Linked DNA regions of Homo sapiens: all the other regions are linked to region 1. The links are chromatin loops, found by intact Hi-C in ENCODE. Cell type or tissue: PC-3. All regions are shown on one strand. Region 1 has its middle 7.8 kb from the start of SLITRK6. Region 2 overlaps LOC105370290 (a long non-coding RNA gene). Region 3 has its middle 130 kb from the start of SNORA107.

The links. Hi-C counts contacts between places; a loop is a spot of excess contacts. Peaks named below come from ENCODE experiments on the same cell type or tissue, not always from the same donor. Only the 100,000 strongest peaks of a DNase experiment are listed, where the experiment ranks them.
Region 2: it touches region 1 in a loop (6-fold over the local background); 63 of 110 quality-filtered maps call a loop at or near these places.
Region 3: it touches region 1 in a loop (5-fold over the local background); 66 of 110 quality-filtered maps call a loop at or near these places.

What each region holds. Positions count from the first base shown.
Region 1 is chr13:85,803,225-85,811,224 of GRCh38, reverse strand. No RefSeq gene overlaps it. Among named protein-coding and RNA genes, the nearest start is that of SLITRK6, 7.8 kb to the right of the region's middle. In PC-3, a CTCF peak has its summit at 4,463 (motif pointing right); a DNase peak (open chromatin) is centred at 4,464; H3K27ac peaks cover 328 bases.
Region 2 is chr13:84,893,319-84,901,318 of GRCh38, reverse strand. It overlaps LOC105370290 (a long non-coding RNA gene), which reads left to right. Exons shown (of 8, transcript XR_007063929.1): 2 at 4,955-5,071. Among named protein-coding and RNA genes, the nearest start is that of SNORA107, 110 kb to the right of the region's middle. In PC-3, CTCF peaks have their summits at 4,790 and 4,990 (motif pointing left); a DNase peak (open chromatin) is centred at 4,988.
Region 3 is chr13:84,913,733-84,921,732 of GRCh38, reverse strand. No RefSeq gene overlaps it. Among named protein-coding and RNA genes, the nearest start is that of SNORA107, 130 kb to the right of the region's middle. In PC-3, a CTCF peak has its summit at 4,286; no DNase peak of the experiment used is centred here.

The DNA.
Region 1 (8,000 bases):
GTATTTTTGTTTGTTTGTTTGTTCATTTGTTTTTTTTTGCTTAGGAATATTTGAAAGAACTTTAGCACTATGCTTGTGTTACATTTTAATCAGTGAAATCACTAATAAGCAGGAAAAATGTGAAAAAGGTAGCACTAACTATACTGTGAAATTGATATGTGTTTATAATATAAGAACTGAAACAAGAAGGCAGTGTTGCTTCCTTCTTTGACCTCAGCTGAGTACTTGCACATCAGGTGACTCAAACTTTTTATTGTTCTGTACTTTCAGAAATTTGCAAAGGGTGAGAATATTCATTTGGGTGTAACAAATATATTTCAGTGATTAGGCAAATTCACAAATAGAGAATCTGTGAATAGTAAGAACTGACTATGTTATTTAATGTTTACACTTATCATAGTTATTCTTATGCTATTTGTATATACCAGTATGCACAAGACTGTCAATATCAGTCATGAAACATCAACCTGCAAGAACTGCTGTGAAAATTAGCCATGAACTTTTCCAAACGACATATAATTATATTCATGAAAAAAGTGGTGACAATACTGTGAATTTTATGATCCCCAAAAAGAGAAACTAATAGCAATTTACCTGATTATGAGTACGGAGACAAAAATACCTGATTATGAGTGTCTGTGTATATAGATACACACACATACATATACTAGATATACATATTCTTGAATGTATATAAACATATTCAAAAAAGAATGAAGCATTTTATATGTTAGAAAATGATATTATTGCTTATTTTATGGTTCCCAAATGTTCTTTACATTTTTGTTTAGTGCAACACATAAAAAGAATCCTAAAATCAAAGGCTCACGTTAAAACTGACTCTCTTTTCAGCTATGAGATAATTACAAACAACTCACTTTTCCTGAATTTTAATTTCTTTATGTATAATAGTGGTGTAAGACAAATAACATCTAAAACACTTCTAGGTATGTATCAGTGCTTAGTGTGATTATAGTAAACAATAATTTGTTGTGTATTTCAAAATAACTAAAGAGTGGAATTGGAATGTTTCCAGCACAAAGAAATAATAAATTCTTGAGGTGATGGACACCGCAATTACACTGATTTGATAATTATACATCATACGCTTGTATCAAAAATATCACATGTACCCTATAAAATTGTTTATTATATACCATAATAATTGCAAATAACAATTTAAAAGAATCCTCAAATTTGTCTATCTACAGGTACTTTTGCATTTATCGATGTTAACATAAGGATTCTGAATTTATAGTATTGTTTTAATAATTTTCATATTATCATAAATCTACATATATTTCTTAGCTACAAAGCTACTTTACCCATCTAGAAGAGGTACAAAAAAATCAAATTTTTAAAAAAGACTTCAGTATAAGACTAACTAGAAATCACAATTTTCATAACCTAATGATTATGCATATATTGTTGAGAACATATTTTCTCAATCTGTACATACATCTAACAAACTTGTACATTTGTTTTAAAGAGTTATTATATAAGTGGGTTTTTTGAAAGCAATAAGAATAGAAATTGACAGCGTGGGAGAGGAGACACTATAGTTTAAGTTTATTTAGCGAAAGAATAACAACATGATCACCAGTGAGGAATTCAGGTGGTCTAACTACCGTATTAGGGTAGCGTAAAATAACTAGTATTCATCATAATACCAAGAAAAATACAAAATTTAATATATTAAGAGTTTAACAAAGGACAGCAAAATTAAATCCTTGGGAGGATAAGAAGTATTAAGTTGTTAACGTGTGTTGTGAGAAGGGAGAGCAGGGTGATCAAGAAGAAGTGATATCATCACAGCCCTTTGTCATGTTTGGTGAACACAGGCTCTCCTATTTCAATCCTGCCCTTGTTTGTTCTTTAGATATCGCAGGGGTCTGGTGCACACCCCCCCACATTACTAATGCACGCCCATCCCTTCAGTTACTGAAACATACCTGTATCTATTGTGGAGTAGAAAGGAGATGGCACAGATGGAAGGAGTTATTTTTATTATAAAGGAAAGATTACATATCTACTTGGAAAATCTTATAAAATATCTAGGCCTACCCTAGATAAGGAAGAGTAAGGAGCTCCTGAGATGCAGAGCATGGAACATGAATCTGATTCTTAAGGCTTTTGGTCTATGTATTGCACTAGAGGCTCTTTCCTCAGGCATATCTGAAGTAAACAGAGTGGGAGCTTACATAAAGTGACTTCCTCTTATTGTCAGTCCTTACAGCAGCTTGATTCTCATCTACAGAGAGAGAAGGACAAGAAGTATAGATGACTAACATAACGTAGTCTGATGAGGAAACTGACATTTATATGCATACCTTATCAGTCAATAAATTATCATTATCTTTCATTATATTTAAATATACATGTGTTCCTTGATTTAAGATGGAGTTACATCCTGATAAACCTACATAAGCTGAAAATATCAAGTCAGAAATGCATTTAATAAGTTTAATCTACTGAACATGCAGCATAGCCTACTTTATGCATACTCAGAACACTTAAATTAGCCTACAGTTGGGCAAAATCATCTGGCAACATAGTCCGCTATACAGCAGCGGTCCTCAACATTTGTGGCATCAGGGACAAATTGTGGAAGACAATTTTTCCATGGACTAGTGTGGGAGTGGTGACGTTTTCTGGATGATTCAAGCAAGTTACATTTATTGTGCACTTTATCTCTGTTATTACCTTGTAATATATAATTAAATAATTGTACAACTCACCATAATGTATAATCAGTGAGAGTCCTGAGATTGTTTTCCTGCAACTAGATGGTCTCATTTGATGGTGATGGGAGACAGTGACAGGTCGTCAGGCATTAGATTCTCATAAGGAGTGTGCAACCTAGATTCCTCACATGCACAGTTCATGATAGGGCTCGCGCTCCTATGAACATCTAATGCTGCAGCTGATCTGACAGGAGACAGAGCTCAGGTGGTAAAGCAAGTGGTGGGGAGCAGATGTAAATACAGATGAAGCTTCCCTGGCTCACCCACCACTCACCTCCTGCGGTGCAGCCCAGTTTCTTTTTTATTTTATTTTATGTATGTATGTATGTATTTATTTTTGAGACGGAGTCTCACACTGTCGTCCAGGTGGAGTGCACTGGTGCAACCTCAGCTCACTGCAACCTCCACCTCCCAGGTTCAAGTGATTCTCCTGCCTCAGCCTCCCGAGTAGCTGGAATTACAGGTGCCTGCCACCACGCCTGGCTAATTTTTTTGTATTTTTAATAGAGGCAGGATTTCACTATGTTGGCCAGGCTGGTCTCTACCTCCTGACCTCGTGATCTGCTCGCCTCAGCCTCCCAAAGTGCTGGGATTACAGGCGTAAGCCACCGCACCCGGCTGTGCAGCCCAGTTTCTAATAGGCTACAGATCGAGTCTGTGGCCAGGGGTTTGGGTCCCCTGCTATAGTGTATCAGTTGTTTACCCTCAAGATCACGGTGGTTGGCTGGGAGGTGTTGTTCACTGGCTCTGCTCAGCATAGAAAGAGGGTATCCTACTGCTTTCCACTGAATGTGTATGGCTTTCACATTACCATAAAGTTGAAAAATAATAAGAGTCATCCTAAGCTGGAGACCATCTATATATGAATCCTAAATATGTGTGTAAAAATATAAATGATTCATCTTTGTGTTTTCAACTGATGCAATGGTTTGCCCACAATTGACATTAATGCTTACATATTGAATGGGATATGTTTTCAAAAAGTATTTTTATTGAAAAAGATGATCACAAGTGTTTAAAAAAATTGTTCCTATTATATATAGAACCAAAACCTGATATTTCTATAAATTGTATCCACTTATTAAAACCATTGTTCTGAGTATCGGTCATCTGCAGAATAAACAAATTTAGAAGCCAGAGGGAAGTGAATCAGTGAATATAGATTCTGCCTCTTAATTTTGTGCCAATAGATTTATTCCCTTACCTCTATATGCTCCAATTGTCCCATTGTAATAGTAGTTGTCCCATAGGTATCTTTTAAGGATAAAACTGTTATTACGTGTAGATTAGCTATAGTAGTTACATTCATGTGGAGTGCTCACAGGTATACATACATATGCCTTATTTTTATTAATGTTATTAATTAAATACCTAAGGTTAAAAAAACATGTAGGATAGTTTGATTCTGCTTAATAACTGCAGCATGTTATCTCCCTCTCTTATTTTTTTAGATAAACTTTTAATTCTTTGTAAGGACATGCTAAGAAATGGTCAATGATTCCTAAAAATGCAGTCTGTAATACCTTGCTTATAATCATGTTAATATTTGGTTGTTCATTGTTTCTTAAAAATCTACTTTTAAAACACCAGAATAATAATTATGATCCGGCAGTAGAACAACTACACATATAATCTATATATTTAGAGTAAAACTTGAACAGTAGCAGCATACTATCCAACTCTTTCAGTAGGTAAGAATTTCTTTAAAAATCCACCAGGGGGTGCTAGAAGAGTAAAAATGCCTTGAACCAAGGACGGTGTTAGGAATGATTCTCTTAACTCTTATTAATATTATACAAATTTTCAAGGTTGGTTTTAGGTTGAAAACCCTGTTTTCATTCCTTCCTTCTTCCCCCAAATCTAGGATTCTTAAAAAGTAATTTCTACTAACATCAAAGATTAGTCATATTTTGTGGAAGACGTGTCTCTAGATAAAGGAAAGAAGAGCAGGTAAGTGCTATTTTGAATCAATTCATTTCTTAAGAAAGACATGCTAGGTTTTAAATATAATTTTGCCATCAAATAATTGTTTGAAACTGTGGAACTCCTTAAATTCAGTACGTGGGAGCTACAGAAAAAATGAGGGACTGCTAGTTAGAAATACCTCTCTGATTTTTATTAGTCCCCCCCAAAAAATGACACAAAAAGAGTATTTTTTTCTGTAGTCAGGTGACGTCAAACTTAAAAGTATTTTTGAATAAAGAAATTTGAGATCCTACTTAGTGCAAATGAATATTTTATGAGGATAGAATTTGGATTTATATTGCCCAGGGAAATCTGATAGAAGATATCCACATTTTATCTGATATTTCCTCCTACAGACTATTACTAGGTCACTTCTCCTCTCTTCCTTATGAAGAATCAAGGAGAATCTGTCCATTTAAACAGGCATAACTTCATGTAGCTATTTGATTAATAGATTTTATTGGTTTTTATTATAATTTTATTAGTATTTGTATATTATTATTATATCATAATAGCTATATCCCATTTCAGTATATGGAAACATGAAAATTATAGCTAATGCTATTCTTATTTTCTTAAACATAAAATATACATGGTATTATTTTATAGGATACTCAAACTTTTGAAAAATGTTCTAAAGAAAAATTGTTCTAGAAGGGATAGTGGAGATTAATAGAGGTAAGATGTATACAGTAAAATAGTCAAAAAGATAATTATATTTACAAAAATATCCCCCTGTTTATCCTTGTAGCCTAAATTTTTCACCTTATAGCCTAAATTTTTCACATAGGTATATATATAGGAAGTGAAATGTATTTCTGTGTGTTGACTATAGACTGATTCCAAACGAATAACTTTCTCTTGGTATCTAAGTGAATTCTTTATAGCACAAATATTTAGTTTCTAAGTTATGTAACACTAAAAATGTTATTTACCAAGATGTATTATATCTTATATTATTTTGGAATTTTTCAGTAAAATTTCTGCTAATAAAAAAGCCAATATCATTCAGTAAAACCTGTCAGTAATGATTTATTCACTATGTAGGTTAATATAATACCCACTGATGGCAGTAATAGTTCAGTAAATGTCTTTTTATGTTAATTTCATTGTTATGAAGTCAAAATGTACAAACTTAAAAATGTACCAATTTATCTGTTGAACTATGCACTTCTATTTCTCAACAAATGTGTACCTTACCAATTACTTTCTTTATAGCCTATAGATGCAGTTGTAACAAAGTATTTTATTTCTGTCCAGACAAATGTAAAGTTTGGCATTTAAGTTTGCATGACAACTAATCAACCTTACGTTGTCATTGGCATTATTTAAATTCTTTATCATTTTAGATATGTCTCTTTTGATGTCTAAAAATAACATTCATATTAAATATGTAGAATAAGCAATTAGTTTTTGAACAGCATCTTCTTGAGTATTATTTGTGCATATAAAATTAAAAAGCTATTACTTTTACTCAACTATGTGGAGATGATCTCCAGAGAGATGATCTCAAATAATAGTTAAAAAAAAATGTATAGCTGTGCTTGATACGGATAATCTTGGTTTTGACAGCTTTATTGTAAGTTGAAATAAATGCAATTGACTTTTTGTAAAATGGTTGTATATTATAATTTTTTAAGATTATAGCTATTAAAATAAGTTTGCATCCCTCAATGACACAGCAATCGGTGATAAGCAGAGGCAGTGATGTATGATTCTTGATTGACAATAGAAGACATCCGGGAATTTTAATATGTCCTGCAGGGTGTTCACCAAGCATCTGATCTATCACAAATATTTAATTATGTGGCATTTGCCTACTCTTATTATTAAGCATCTGAATATAAAATAATTTAGTTGCATAGATTGTGTTAGTACAATTACCAAACAACATTTGGAAATATACAGGGGATCAATTTATTTATTTTTAATTTTTAATCTTGATCCATAGCATTTAGTTATATGGGTGCCAAAAATCTGTCTTTATACATTCCTGAAGAACAAGGAAGTAACTATCCTAAGATTACACAACCGTGAGAACATCCAAAAAAACAACTTATTTGACTGTTTTCCATGTGCAACACATACTATAGTGCTATGGAGAAAAAATATGAAGTAGACATAAGCCCTTCCTTAGAGTGTCTCCCTACAGTCAAAATAACTCACAATCTAGAATTATTCCAATGCATCTTGTTCTCTTGCACATTGTTCATTATGCATCGTGTAAACATTTATTCACAATTTTTTTGGTTCATTTTTCAGGTATTTTTTAAGTTTGCTTGGTCCTCCATTTGAAGTAGGAATTTTTATGAAATTTTTCAATAGGATTTATATGAAGACAGACTGGTCATAGCTTAAGCTTTCAGAGGAAAGTTATTGTTTCGTTTTCTTTTAGATTTTGCCAGGTTAAACAAGGGTATTAGAGAATTCCTTTGTGTTCACTGAATTAAAACCACCAAGAGGAAGTTTTTATTACAAAACTTCTCTTAGAATAAAGCACTCCCTGTATCAGTTTTATACCTTTGCTATTAGATCAAATTAAGTATGGAGGAAACATAAGACTTACATAACAAATTAAACTTTTAGTTAAAGGTACAATGCAAAAGGCAAGTTTCCTAAACATACATCCAGTTCAATGTTATCTTCATGGTGAGGCCTTCCTCCAATTCCCCAAAGTGACTTACTTAATCGCTTCTTCCTCTGTATTTCCATAGTGTTTTTTCTAGTCTTTTTATCCATTATATATCCATAAAATATTATATCTATCTTATACGTGTCCTCTAAGACACATGACCTTTCATTGAGATAAGTCATACATGATGAACATTGTGCCAATGACCTACTTATCTACAGATGTGTGTATATTGCAAAAGTTAGGAACATTTTCTATTCTTCATCATCTAAAAGTTAGTCTCTTAGTTTAATTGTATGTTGTTATCAGAAGTCAAGATATCCATAATAATTAAACTCTTATTCTTAGGCAACAGAAAAAGTAATGTTTAGAAAGTGTTTTTGTCCTCTTCCAGTGAAACATGAAAGAACACCCTGGGTTCACAATCTGAAAATTGTGTAGCATACAATTTCAAAAGATGAAAGGCAACATTCTTCTATTATTATATTCTATGAATTGGATTTATGTAAATAAGTCAATTGTGTATTTAAGTAGACTTTACTCATTGTTCTTTTTAAATATTATTTTCTCATTTTATAAAAGTTATTACTTGTGTACACAATAAAGAGAATGAAAATATAAAATAAACATTTGAGTTAAATTTAAGCTATGGAATTGCT
Region 2 (8,000 bases), 910 kb after region 1:
GGTTAAAGGAGTGTTATTTCCAAGCATCTTGAATATGTGAACAGTGACAAGTCAATAAACAAACAGGTATGTCAATATATTGGCAACTTAAAGGATATACATAGTTTCTTCTTTAGTATGCAATATAGTTTGACTGTGTCCCCACCCAAATCTCATCTTGAATTGTAGCTTCTATAATCCCCACATGTTGTGGGAGGGACCTGGGAAGAGGTAATAAATCATGGGGGCGGGTTTGTCCTGTGCTGTTGTCACAATAGCAAATAAGTCTCACGAGATTTGATGGTTTTATAAAAGGGAGTTCCCCTGCACTGGCTCTCTTGCCTGCCACCATGTAAGATGTGACTTTTTTCCTCATTCACCTTCTGCCATGATTGTGAGGCCTCCCCAGCCATGTGGAACTGTAAGTCAAATAAACCTCTTTCCTTTATAAACTACCTAGCCTCAGGTATCTTTTTATTAGCAGCATGAGAACAGACTAGTTCAGTATGTGAAAAAATAAAAATGGAGAAGCATTTTAAAGAAATATGTGTTTTATAAATAAAGAAAACCATCATTTACCTCATAAACCAGATGATTTTTTTGTCTGCTGATTTTACAAAACTTATCTTCAATAAAAAGAAATGAATTTTACTAGTGTAGCAAAATTAAATTATTTTCTCTGCTGTAGTCCACAGTTTTGTCTTTTGAGACAAAAATGATTTTTTAAAAAAATATATTTGTTTATGTTTCTTGAGTTCCAGAATAAAGTCAGGCAAAACAATCAATAGTATTTAAATCATTATAATATTGCTCTTTAATATAATACACCTTAAAAAGTTGATTTAACACCAGGCTGAGTACAGAGTAGTTACACATAAATGTAACAAGTTAGAAAAAAAAAAAAAGAGAAAGAAATATGAAATCAGAAAGAAGGTCAAATTGACCAAAGAGGGAAAATGTTGGGGCCCAAAGTACTCAAAGGAGAAAAATGGAAGGTTGATTGAGATGAGGAAAAAAGAGATTGCTGTAGAGCAATCTATCACTGAAGAGGTAGACTGAGAAAGAAAAGGAAAAGGTTCTTAGGCAATTGCACAGCATTTGAGTGAGAAATCTATCACTTCCATCTCTCTTTATTTTTATCTTGATCAGTAGGATTTTGAAGTTTATTGTGAGGTGCACAAGTTTTCCTCTTAATAACATCAATGTTCTTATAAGTTCCTAAACAATATTTATATCTGTGCCATTCTTATATATCCATCCTGCTTTAAACGTATATTGTTTAACACATTGTTCAAACATATTCTTCATACTCTAATTTTACTGTAAATTTCCTATTAAAAATCTCTGATATTAGTTTGTTGTGTTTTGTGCTTTTTGTTACCCTTTGTAAAGGAGTAGTAGGACATATTTTTGTAAACTTACCAGTCTTTTTATGTGAGGTGGTGACCCCAAAATATACCACCTCTGAAATATTTAACACCCATTATCCACTATATGACCTCACTGTCTCTCACGGCATTGAAAGCTGACTTTAATGTTCTATAATCTAGAATTGAAATATGATTTGTTTCTTGCATTTAGTCCTTCTTCGTGCTTCTACTCAGTTCTTTTTCTTTCCCTGAAGTAGACTTATAAAGTTTCATTTGTTTACTAACGTGCCCCAAACTACAATCATCTTGTTTGTTCTCAGCTGATTGTCTCATTTTCTATTTTAAAAGTGGGAAACCAAAGTGAACTTGTTTTTCACCTACAAAAATCTTCACCTTCTCACCCATCCTCCCCTCATGTCCATATGGAAGAGGCTGGCGGCTGCTCTCGCACTCAACATCACATTTCCTGTGTTCTCTATCACCTGCGTGCCTCCCACACCTGTGGGATGTTGTATCATTGAATATGTACTCGTGATGATTCTTTAGCCACTACTTTTCGCTGGCTCTTTGACCTCAGTATTTAAGATTTATGCTCCTCCCATCCTAAGATATGAAACGAAACTCAAGATATGAAACAAAACACAGGCATTTTCTCCACTGTTTCTGTTCTATATTTTTAATCTTTTCGCAGCCAGATGTCTTGAAAAGAGAGTTTGAAGCACACTATCTTTACTTCCATTGATACGGGAGAGGGGTAGGGAAGTGTTGGGTAGAGAAGGGCGGGTGCCTGGCTAGGGCTCCACTCCAGTACCTGTGCCCATGGACCTAGGTGAAAACAGACAGTTGTTTTCTTGCACAAATGTTACATTTCCTAAGACCACCCTGGCCCGCCACGCCCCCATCCTGTGCCTATAAAAACCCCAACACCCTAGTGGGTACACACAAGTGGCTGAACATCAAGAGGAACACGCTGGCGTAAGGGCACATCAATAGGGACCAGCAGGCTGGCAGGCCATGGACCAGTGGGAAGATGTAGAGTTCGGCCGGGGCAGTCAGAGGAGAGCCCAGCCGCTGAGCAGCCCAAATACAGAAGAAAACCACCTTTCCACTCTATCTCCCTTCAGGCTCCCGCATCTGCTGAGCGCTACTTCTACTCAGTAAAACCCTGCACTCATTCTCCAAGCCCACGGGTGATCCTATTCTTCTGGTACATCAAGGCAAGAAACCCCAGGATACAGAAAGCCCTCTGTCCTTGTGATAAGGCAGGGATCTAACTGAGCTAACACAAGCCGCCTCCAGACAGCTAACCTAAAAGAGCACCCTGTAACACATGCCCACTGGGGGTTCAGGAGCTGTAAACATTCACCTCTAGACGCTGCTATGGGATCAGAGCCTCACAGCCGGCCCGTCTGCATGCTTCCCTTAGAGGCTTGAACAACGGGGCACCGAAGAAGTGAGGTACACCCCCATGAGCTACACCCCCATCTCACGCCCTGCGAGGGGGATAAGGGAACTTTTCCCGTTTCACCACAGCACTGGTACCTCAGCTCCTTGTGGTTAGCTCCAGCCTCCACTAAGCCCTAGATACTGAACTATCACTCCATCTTGAGGTTCAAACTTTTATCGAAATTCTGTTTGTGATAGACAACTGGCAGTCTCACAGGATGCTCAACTTCAAAATATACAAAATTAGCTTGTATTAATCAATCATCTTGTTGGTTCTTCTATATTTACTAGTTTAGTAATGACATTTCAGTTCTATACATTACACAGGTTACAATCTTCTTTTAATTAATTTATTTTTTTATTTTCTTTGAGACGGAGTCTCGCTCTGTCTCCCAGGCTGGAATGCAGTGGCGCCATCTCGGCTCACTGCAAGTTCCGCCTCCCGGGTTCCCGCCATTCTCCCACCTCAGCCTCCCGAGTAGCTGGGACTACAGGCGCCCGCCACCACGCTCGGCTCATTTTTTGTATTTTTTTTTTGGTAGTGACGGGGTTTCACCTTGTTAGCCAGGATGGTCTCGATATCCTGACCTCGTGATCCACCCGTCTCGGGCTCCCAAAGTGCTGGGATTACAGGCGTGAGCCACTGCACCCGGCCTACACAGGTTACAATCTTAAGACTCATTACAGAGTCCTTTCTGCAATGTAATTTCTTCTGTTGAAATACTTTATCATTCTTACACTTTTTTCATTCCTCAGCACTGTTTCCACAACTCCACTAAAGGCCTTAAAAACTATGTTCTTAAGTAGATAGATCCTTTCCTTGTTTTGTGTTTCACTCCCCTCACTCCCAGCCACAAATCATTCCTCTCATGCAATTTGAGTTCCTAAATTACAAATCTGATCAGGGAATTTCCCATGAATCAATTCTTCGATGACAACAAAGTTCAAATATAAGCGAGTACTTCTTCAGCATGTCACTCAAGCTGCATAGGAGGATACAGCTCATACACAGTGTCATGGTCTCCACCCATTCTACTTGCCCATTCATTTTTCTCTCCCTCCTCGATTGTTTCATTCCTCCCTCTTGGAATCCTTAACATAAATAGCATTGCTCAGAGAGAATTTTTGGACCACTTTCTTTTATTTTATGCTCCCTTAACATGCTGAACTTCTTTAACACAGTCAAACTACAATATTAATTTTTATATTAATATTAATTTTATATGTATTTTTCATTAATTTTCCCTGAAATACTTACACTCAGTAGTTGAGGCCAATTTCTTCTTTATTCATTATTTATACTCCAGCACCTAACAAATTATCTTAACTTGTTGAGTAAAGGAGGTTAACTCTATCTAAGGAGCACTGACAAAGCCTTCCATAGATTTAGAAAGGCAAGGATATAACATAATTTTTGCTACAGAAATTTTTCTCACTCCAATGCACAGTAATAGTAAAATACTGAGGCTGGTGGATGTTTTGTGAGACAAAGAGGTTATCTAAATAATATGGTGGCTCAGATCAGAGAAGTGGCAGGGAAATAGAAAAGATTAGACAGATCCCATAAAATGTAAGTGGTAAGAGATTAGTAAGACATGACAAGAGCTGATACATGGAATGGGGAAGAGGGAGACGGACAGCTTGAAAAAATCGAGTTTACCACTTGATACAATCAGTTGGACGGCGATGTTAGAGAACAGAGGAGAAAAGCTAGTTTGGGTAATGCAGATATTTTCTCTTGCATATGGCAATTCTACTGAGTAGAATTCATGTTAAAGCAAGAGTTCTAATGTTGTTTTATTCTTTAATTAAATATCCAACGTAGTATTAGGATTATGTACAATAAAAAAGATATGTATCACTAATTAAGGCAGATTTTCAAAGCAACTTTTATTCTATTTTAGATTTATTAAACACTAATAGTCTCTCAAAGAAAGCTTCATTAAATGTGCCTGAGATGATTCTAAGAAAAGTTCTAATTCAAAGGGTAACTCACCATGATCTTGAATTTTACTTTTCCTACACAAATATGATTTACAATAATGAAAACATGATTTTTGCCACTATTAACATTTTTATAAAGATGTTTTATAGTGCCCCAAAATGTTTCTAAATATTCTGTATTCATGTCTTTTTACCATTTCTTTTTGCCTATTTAGAAGCGTAAACTTGGTTCAAATAGCGAGTCTGTGCTGCCACCTGCTGGAAAATGTGAGAAAATTGTCTGTTTTAATGGAATAGCAGTGATGTATGCTGCATTAAATAAGAAAACTCAGGTAATGTTCATGATATTTTTTTCCTAATAAAAGATTATCAAAATGGGGCCGGGCGCGGTGGCTCACGCCTGTAATCCCAGAACTTTGGGAGGCCGAGGGGGGCGGATCACCTGAGGTCGGGAGTTCGAGACCAGCCTGTCCAAGAAGGAGAAGCCCAGTCTCTACTAAAAATACAAAATTAGCCGGGCGTAATGGCGCATGCCTGTAATCCCAGCTACTCGGGAGGCTGAGGGAGGAGAACTGCTTGAACATGGAGGTTGCAGTGAGCTGAGATCACGCCATTGCACTCCAGTCTGGGCAACAAGAGCGAAACTCCATCTCAAAAAAAAGAAGTAAAACATCTCTGATCTGTAAACGTTGCTCATTACAGAAGGGATCCTTACAACCTCACATCTTTTAAAGGCCCTCATGGGCTGGGCATGGTGACTCATGCCTGTAATCCCAGCACTTGCTACTGGGGGAGGCTGAGGCAGGAGAATCGCTGAGGCAGGAGAATGGCATGAACCCGTGAGGCGGAGCTTGCAGTGAGCCGAGATCGGGTCACTGCAAGCTCCGCTCACGGGTTCATGCCATTCTCCTGCCTCAGGCTCCGAAGTAGCTGGGACCACAGGTGCCTGTCACGATGCCTGGCTAATTTTTCTGTATTTTTAGTAGAGGTGGGGTCTCACCATGTTAGCCAGGATGGTCTCGATCTCCTGACCTCGTGATCCACCTGCCTCGGCCTCCCAAAGTGCTGGGATTACAGGCCTGAGCCACCACGCCCGGGCAATTTTTGTATTTTTAGTAGAGACAGAGTTTCACCCTGTTGGCCAGGATGGTCTCAATCTCCTGACCTTGTGATTTGCCTGCCTCAGCCTCCCAAAGTGCTGGGATTACTGGCGTGAGCCACTGCGCCAGGCCGTTTATTTCCCAATTTTTTTTAATTTACCATTCACCTAGATTATTTTTAGTAGAAAAAAAGTTTGAGTACAACCGAATTAGTATTTTATTAGTAGTGCTTTAGCAATATAAAAAAGCAGATAAAAAATTTAAAGAATGAAAGAAATATTTTCTAAATAACTAGAATATAACCTTACTTTTACTCATGACTCCCTCACCAGGTAGGCTTGTGGACCTTGGGGTAGCCCCCGCTAATTGAGAGGTGACAACGTGCTAGCAGCCCTTGCTTGCTCTGGGCGCCTCCTCGTCCTCTGCGTCCGCTCTGGCCACGCTCAAGGAGCCCTTCAGCCCGCAGCTGCGCTGTGGGGGACCATCTCTGGGGCTGGCTGTGGGGGCCCCTCCCTGGGGCTGGCCGAGGCCAGAGCTGGCTCCCTCTGCTGGCAGGGAGGTGTGGAGGGAGAGGCACAGGCCGGAGTCTGGGCTGCATGCTGCGCTCGCCGGCCGGTGCGGGTTCAGGGTGGGCGCTGGCTCGGTGGGCCCCGCACTCTGTGTGGCCAGCCGGCACCTGCTGGGCTTGATCAGAGGCTGGGTCCCATGCGTGGACGCCATTCCCTCTTCGCGGGTTCATTGGCCACAATGTTGGGTCTCCATCTCTTTCTGGCTTCCCCTCTTTTCCGCTTGGTTGTCTGAGATGAGCTCCATCTGGGCTGCCGAAGTGCGCGGGCTAGGTGCCACAAAGTCCTGCAGCCAGTGCCAGTGAGAGGTGAAGCCAGCTGGGCTTCTGGGACGGGGAACTTTTGTGTCTAGCTAAAGGATTGTAAATGCACCAGTCAGCACTCTGTGCCTAGCTAAAGGATTGTAAACACACCAATCAGCACTCTATGTCTAGCTAATCTGATGGGGACGTGGAGAACTTTTGTGTCTAGCTAAAGGACTGTAAACGCACCAATCAGCACTCTGTGTCTAGCTAAAGGTTTCTAAATGCACTAATCAGCACTCTGTCAAAATGGATCAATCAGCTCTGTAAAACGGACCAATCAGCTCTCTGTAAAATGGACCAATCAGCAGGATGTGGGTGGGGCCAGATAAGGGAATAAAAGCAGGCCGCCCCAGCAAGCAATGGCAATGCAGTGGGGTCACGTCCAGGCAGTGGAAGGTTTGTTCTTTCACTCTTCGCAATAAATCTTAATGCTGCTCACTCTTTCCATCGGCGCCGCCTTTATGACTTGTAACGCCGCAAAGGTCTGCAGCTTCACTCCTGAAGTCAGCCAGACCGTGAACCCACCAGAAGCAAGAAGGAACAAACTCCGGACTCACCATCTTTGAGAACTGTAGCACTCATCACAAGGGTCCATGGCTTCATTCTTGAAGTCAGTGAGACCAAGAGCCCACCAATTCCAGACACATAATCACCAGGTCTGATGCTTTCTGTTTTAAAAGTTAATTGTTTATTCAATTTATTTAATAGATAAAGGCCTATGCAGATTGTTTATTTCTTCTAGTTTTATTTCTAATTGTGTTTTCAAAAAATTGGTCCATTTTATCTAGGTTATCAAAGTTATAGACATAGTTTCATTCACAATATTCCCTATCATTTTAATATCCATGAAATCAGTAGTAATATTTCTGTTACTTGTAATTTGTGTCTCCTTTCTTTTTTGTTGGTTAGTTGGTTGGAGGCTTATCAGTTTTATTGATGTTGTCTAATAGCATACTTTTCACTGATTTTCTGTTTCGAATTTTATTAATTCTCGAATTTTTACTATTCTACTTATTTGGGATTTACAATTTTTTTAGTGTCATAATTTGTGATACTAGAATACTGATTTTAAATATTTCTTCTTTTGTAACGTATACATTTTCTGCTACAACTTACCCTCTAGGAATTATTTTGCTGCATCATACAAATTGCAGTAAGTTTATTTTCTTTTTATGGAGTTCAAAATATTTATAAATTTTTTTCAGACTTATCCTGAGACCTAGATGTTATTTAGAAATGTGTTATTTAATTTCCATATATTTGGAATTTTCCAAGTATCTTTTAATTATT
Region 3 (8,000 bases), 890 kb after region 1:
CTGACCCTGGAAAAATCATTTTTACATACATTTTAAAATTAAAATCAATTTTTGAAATAGAAATTTAATTCTTGGGCATTTATCCTACAGAAAAGAAAATATATTAACATAAAAAGTTGTATTGTGATGTTCAAAGCAGCATCATGCATAATAGTCCCAACCTGGAGAAAAACTGAAATATATTTTATGAGAAAATGGATAAGGAAGTTGCACTATAGTACACCAGATTAGAATATTAAAAACCAACAAATACTTCGAAAAAAACAACAAAAATGTCCTAAATTTATTTTCTAATTTGTATAGGTATAAAGTTTGTATTTAGGTCTGTGATCTATGTAGATATAATTTTGTTCTAAGGTGTCAAGTATGAGTAATGTTTTTGTGTTTGTTTTTGTTTTTCCATATAGATGTCTAGTTTTCCAATAACATTTGTCGAAGTCTCCTTTCTTCATTGAACTGCCTTGGCATCTTTGTTGAAAATCAATGAACTATACATATGTGTGTTGATCTTATAACTCTATTCCATACTATATGGGTTGCTTTGTCTATTTTTTTCACTAATGCTATGATGTCTTGATTATTGCTACTGTTAGGAAATCATAAAATCAGGTAACTATTCCAACTTTGTTCTTTTTCAAAACTATTTTTGCTATTCTAAATTCTCTGCTTTTAAATACACATTTTAGAATTATTTATTCATTGTTGATAATTAGAAATACAATTGAAATTTGTATATTGAGCTTGTATCTGAAAACATTGCTGAACTGTCATCATTTCTTGGAGGTTTTGTGTAGAGTCCATGGACAATCAAAATGTATTTGATTAGAGAAATTTTTATTTTCCCTTTCCAGTTCATAAATAACTTTTTCCTCCTGTATTTTAATAGGTTAGACTTCCAGTATCACCTCAATGATACTGGTAAAAGTGGATCTCTTTGCCTTGCCACTCATCTTTCAGTGAAACTGTTCAATCTTTCACTATTTAATATGATGTTACCTGTAGGTTTTTTGCAGATTTGCATTAGGATAGATAGTTTAGGGAACTAATCACCTATTCATAATTTACTGAAAGTTGTTATCATGATCAGATGTTGGCCAAAGTCTTATCTAAATCTATTGAGGTGATCATAGTGCTATTCTTCTACTTTCTGTTAATATGGTGAATTATCATAAATATTATAAATAATAAATTAGCCTTTAATTACTTATATAAACCCTATCTATTCATGTTTTTTCATATGTATATACATTTTCCACACGTGAATTTATGTAAAGGGTGTACAAAATTCCTTATCCAAAATGCTGGAGAGTCGAAGTGTTTCAGATTTCATACTGGTTTTTTTTCAGATCTGAGAATATTTGCATATATATAATGAGATATTGTATTAGTTCGTTCTTGTGCTGCTATGAATACATACCCAGGACTAGGTAATTTATAAAGAAAAGAGTTTTAATTGACTCACAGTTTCATATGGTGGGGGAAGCCTCAGGAAACTTACAATCATGGCAGAAGCCACCTCTTTACAGAGCAGCAGGAGAGAGAATGAGTACAAGCAGGGGAAATGCTAGATGCTTATAAAACCTCAGCTCTCTTGAGACTCTTTCATTATCATGAGAACAGCACAGAGGAAACGGTTCCTATGATTCAATTACCTCCAGCTGGTCCCATCCTTGACACGTGGGAATTATGGGGATTACAATTCAAGGTGAGATTTGGGTGGGGACACAGAGCCAAACCTTATCAGATATCTTGGGAGTGGAACCCAACTCTGAACACGAAATTCATTTAAGTTTAATATACACCTAACACCCAGAGCCTGAAGGTAATTTTATGCAGTATTTTCAGTAATGTTGTGCATAAAAGAAAGTTTTGACTGCATTTTTACTGAAACACCTCACATGAGATCAAGTGTGGAATTTTTCACTTGTGGTGTAATGTTGTTGCTCAAAAAGTGTTGGAATTTGGAGTATTTCAAATTTTGAATATTTGGATTAGAGATGCTCGACCTGTATTATATAAAATTATCTTTAGACTCTGTGTATAAAGTGTATATGAAACACAAGTGGATTTTGTATTTAGGCTTAGGTCATATCCACAGGATATTTCATTAGGTATGTGCAAATTGTCCCAAATTTGAAAAGGTCCAAAATATGAATGACTTTCAGTCTCAAGCATTTCTGATAAAGAATACTCTACCTGTATTTACTTATTATCTTTTAATATTTGCAGGGATGTTTTTCCTTTCATTACTGATATGAATAATTTGTGTGTTGTGTTTGTGTCTATGTGTGGGGTCAGTTTTGCTAGAGATTAGTCAATTTTTCTTTCAAAGAAGCAGGTTTTGTTTCACTGCTATTATCTTGCTGTTCTGATTCCAGTTTAAATACTTTCAGCTCTTATATTTACTATTTTCTTTATTCCACTTGCTTTGGACTTAATTTATTCTTCTTTAAATATTTTCCTAAGTTGTATACTTGGATTATTGACTGGGGCCCTGTTTTCTTAAACATGGATTTTTTGCTGTTTCTGTTTCAGTACTGATTTATCTGCAACTCACAAATTTTGATATGTTGCATTTGTGATTTTATTTATCTTAAAATATTTTCTAAGTTTTCTGAAAACTTTCTTTTTGATCAATGTGTTATTTAAAAATGCTGTGCTTAATTTCCAAATACTTGAGGAGTGCTTAAATGTTTGTTATTAATTTTTATCTGATAAAATTAATACTTCCATTTTTAACATCAAATAAAAGGTCAACCTGGAAGTAGTGGGGATATGGAGAAATTTCCTTTTTTCTATAAGCCAGATTCTAATAACTAAGGAGGTTGGAATGATTCTGTTGATATTGGTGATGGTGGTAGGGATGCTATACATTTTTTGGCAAAGTGGAAGTAGACTACAAAGAAAGAGCAATGCCAAACCACTTCTTTGTTAGTAACTATAACATCAGCAGCATTCACGGTACCATCAGCAAAGTCAGCATGAATTTCAGAAGTGAATACCTTAGGCAGAAATTGTGACTACTTAGTTCCAAAGAGTTTCAACTGGCAAGCATTGAGAAGAATGAGCAGCCCCCTCCAATGTGAGAATGCAACATTAGCCAAGGTCAGAAGAATACGGTAACTGCTCCTTTCAGAGTTTTAACTTTACCAGTGTTATTTGCAGAAGAACTTGTGGCAGACACTTCAGGTGGAACTAATTTCTAATAAGTGAACTGACAAAGGCTCATGCATTCATAACTTGATGTTAGGAAAAAGTAAAAGAAATGCAATCCCACTTCATATGGAAAGTCTGCTAAGGGTGAGAACCTACATATACAGTTGTGCTGCACTTCACTTGACTTGATTAACCTTTGAAAGTTTATGCAGATCTAATCAGGTTAGGCTTGAATTAGAGTGCATTTATATTCATGATTATAAACATATCTGAATCAGTAGACCAAGAAGTGGTATATTACATGGTAGGATCCAGGCGTTTTCATAATCCTTTGTCTATTTGTACTTTTCAGTGACCATGTTTTGCTCTATCATCAATAGCAGTACTGAGGCTAAAAATTCTTGATGTAAATCACAAAATGAATTTTTTCTATAAACAAGTTTGGCTTAAACTAAACATACTAGAGACAGTCATGATAAGGAATAAAACATATATTCAAACAAAAGCAAAAGAAGATTATGAGATTATCATTTCTGAGTGTTTATAAGGCCTTGTATCTAGGATAGGCTTACTTATATTTAGAAAGTAACGACTATGCTTCTATGATCTTCAAAGATTTTCATTTGACCTTCTTTGACAGGGATCCCAACAACTTGATCTGATAACACTTGTGATATGTAATTTAAAAATAAGTGCCTGAATTTTTTAATGGTTGATCGGATTAATTCTGTATGGTCAATTAGTATATATCAATAATTACTGCACATCTTAGAAAATACGTTTTATATGGAATTTATAAATTATAACTTAATTAGCCATCAAAAAAGATAAGTGATAACACAGTAGGTGGGTGTGAGCCAGGGAAAATTTGATAAGCTCTCACACACCATTAAACAACCTCAACAGTCATTTTAGGGGAAAGAGGTCTTCACTTTCTGTTTTTGCCTTCTCATCACTTGTGTCGGTAGGTCTTTTCATGAAAGAGGCCCATAAATGAATAAAAACAGTCATATAATACAAGTTTCCTGTTTTATAGTCATAAATATAATAGCATGTTAATAGATAGTTTATTACGATGAACTCTGTTACTAAACATAAAATTTGTTATATTTAATACATAGCACCATCTAGTGAAATTTGAGGGAAATGTATCATGTATTGAATATAATGCATAACAACATTGCAAATGTTACAGACTAATTCTTATTCATTAAGTATAATTTTAGGTTTCTTCAAGAAATTTCCCAGGGAATAAATAAAATGTATGTCTGTATATGTGTGTGCTTATATATATAGAAATAGAGACAGATATGGCTATAGATATAGACACTTCATAGTATTAAAATTTATTCTTTTTATATTAATATGTTTATAAAATCAGTAAAATGTTCTCATACTATTAAATAATATATACCATTAAAAGCATGTATTTATTATGTATGCGTGTTTTGATATTAAGAAAATTGTACTTCAAAAGATTTATTTAAAAATCTCTAATAAGTTTTTATAATAACATTTGTTGGATTTTTGTGAAAATAGAGGTTGATGGTTCATGGAAGTTGTCAGAATAAATTTAATATTTACTTGACGAAATATGCCCTAATAGTTTATAAAATATTAAATGTTGAAAAATAAGTGATATTAAAATAATATATATAGAATTGTGTGAACACACCTCACTCCTCATGTTGATTTCTTTTCAATATAGCATAGAGTTCATCTATGTGCAGAGTTTATATTTTTGCCCATACACATATTTTACACAAAAACTATTTTGAACATCATCAGTAATGAAAATATATCATGCTCTGTGAATGAAGGCAAGAACCACCACCAAAAATGTTTTAAAACCACGCTAGGTAATAGAAGGGGAATAGGAATTGGACAAATGGTAAAATGAAAATAAGTCATTATAAAATATAATTGTGGATTTATTTTGCATTTGATCAATGGGCTCAAGTACAATTCTAAAAAGATAAGTTCAAATACATTTTTGTAACGTTTTGATTAGTAATTTAACAAATAAGTATTGATTATCAGCAGGAACTATTCAATTAATGAATAAGAATACAAGTGTGTCAGTAATGAGAATACACTGCCTGACTTTCCCATTAGACAGCATGGTTGACCAGAAGCCCCAGTTACTATGCTTTAAAATCCATTTTCATGTTTTCCCCAAGGCCATGCTTTCTACCATCTCACTGCTAGCCAATAACCGAGTATGCTATGAGTACAAAAACAGGCTTATTTTGAGGAGACAGGAGGACATTTCTGACAGCCATCTTTGACTCACAAACTCCTCGATAGCTTTGATAAACTTTTCTTAGATTGCACTGCTATCTGGAAAGCTTCCACCAACCTTCTTTTTCTATCTCCTTTACACTTAGAAACACAATCTGATGGCTCTCCAAGACCCAGGTTTCTCTCCACGTTTTCTCAGATTTTTTTTCTAATAAAAGGTTCACACATTTAATTTTATTTAATCCTTTGTTGGCATCTATTTCTCAGAAAATTCTGAAGTTGGAAGGGTCAGAAGTTTTGTTCTTAGAGTGATAGATTTTTTTTTTTTTTTTTTTTTTGAGACGGAGTCTTGCTCTGTTGTGTGTACCCAGGCTGTAGTGCAATGGCGCAATCTCGGCTCACTGCAAGCTCCGCCTCCTGGGTTCAAGCCATTCTCCTGCCTCAGCCTCCCGAGTAGCTGGGACTGCAGGCGCCTGCCACCACGCATGGCTAATTTTTTATCTTTTTAGTAGAGACGGGGTTTCACTGTTTTAGCCAGGTTGGTCTCCATCTCCTGACCTCGTGATCCACCATCCTCGGTGTCCCAAAGTGCTGGGATTACAGGCGTGAGCTACCGCGCCCGGCCGAGTGATAGATTCTTATACGGGTTTGCTTTCATTACACAAAGAGCTTTAGTTATTAGTACCACATACATGCTTAAGGAATGCTTGATCCACAGGCTTGAATCCCACACAGTGTAGCACTGGGGCAGGGGGCATAACAAGGGTCCCATTTAACGATAAGTTATAGTTAAGTTTAAATTAACTATAGACCAATAGGGTAACTTCAAAATTCATGTGCCCAGGGATCACCAGGCAAAAAGAGGAGTCACAGAATGTCAGGAATAATTGACCTTCATCAGTAAAAGGAAAAACGGTTGTCATTATGCAATGGAGCAGGGAGAAATATGTATGAAACCCGGGTGATCTACTTGGGTGCTTCTTGTTCCATTGGTACTCCTTTGCCTCATTTTAACTGTGAATGCTGCAACCCTAGGTGAAGAAGAAGGCTATGATTATTGCAGAATCAGGTACTTCAAGAATGAAAGTTTGACACTCACACTACCAAGCAAGGTTGGAAAAAGTTTGAAATGGATAATGATGGAAGGAGGGTGAGTATCAGTCAGATATTTTTAGATCAACTGCATCAGTAGGGTTAACTTCAAAGCAGTAATGTTTTCCTATATTTTTCCTTAAATATGTCCCAGGTAACCATGGAACTGATCCATGAACCTGTGTGGAGATTTTGAGCTCTACAGCAAGCGTGAGTGGACACTGGTGGTCATGAGAATGGGAGCATGGTTGACCAAGAACCCTAGCTGCTGTACTCTGGAATTTATCAGCCACATTTGCACTGAAGATAAATTTCTCACTGACTAATCAAGCCAATGACTGAAAGTGGTAAGGACACTTACCTGGCCTAATTTGGGAAGACATGGGCGTCTCCTAACAATCAGTGTTGGCTCCAGAACTCTCCTATCTCTCTGCTGAACTTTTCTTAGACTGAAAAAGCAGTATAGGATTCTTTTACACACAGTTTTATTCTCAGTCCTTTCCTTGGGATCAAACTTGCATGACCATGTAATAAATAGCTCAGCATTACCAGCTTCTAGCCCACTTCCTTTCAACAGACCTCTCAGGTTTGCCACTGACAAAATCCTTGATTAGTTAAAACTGACAGTGCAATATCAAATAGCCCAAGAAGCTTGGATAGGCAAGAGGCTAGGAATTACTAATTGGATTAAATTGATTCATTTTGCTGATTGATATGGTTTGGCTATGTCCCTACCCAAATTTCATCTTGATATGTACCTCTCATAATCCCTAAGTGTCATGGAAGGGACCTGGTGAGAGGTAATTGAATCATGGGGGCAGGTTTTCCCATGCTGTCCTTGTGATAGTAAATAAGTCTCATGAGATCTGATGGTTTTATAAGGGGCAGTGCTCCTGCACACGCTCTCTTGCCTACCACCATGTAAGATGTGCCTTTGCTCCTTCTTAACTTTCCGCCATGATTGTCAGTCCTCTCAAGCCATGTGGAACTGTGAGTCCATTAAGCCTCTTTTTCTTTCTTTTTTTTTTTTTTTTGAGACATAGTATCGCTCAGTTGCCCAGGCTGGAGTGCAGTGGCTCGATCTCTGCTCACTGCAAGCTCCGCCTCCTGGGTTCACGCCATTATCCTGCCTCAGTCTCCTGAGTGGCTGGGACTACAGGCACCCACCAACACGCCCAGCTAATTTTTTTGTGTTTTTTTAGTAGAGACGGGGTTTCACCGTGTTAGCCAGGATGGTCACGATCTCCTGACCTCGTGATTGGCCCGCCTAGGCCTCCCAAAGTGCTGGGATTACAGGTGTGAGCCACCGTGCCTGGCTGCCTCTTTTTCTTTATAAATTACCCAGTCTTGGGTATTTCTTCATAGCAGTAGAAAAATGGACTAATACACTGATACACAGCCAGTAGATTATTAGGAAAAATTTTCTTCTAATTTCAAATTAATATTCTTCTTGTTTTAGAAAGGCTAAAATTAGAAAAAATAAAACAACAAAAAAGTATCCTATGAGGAAG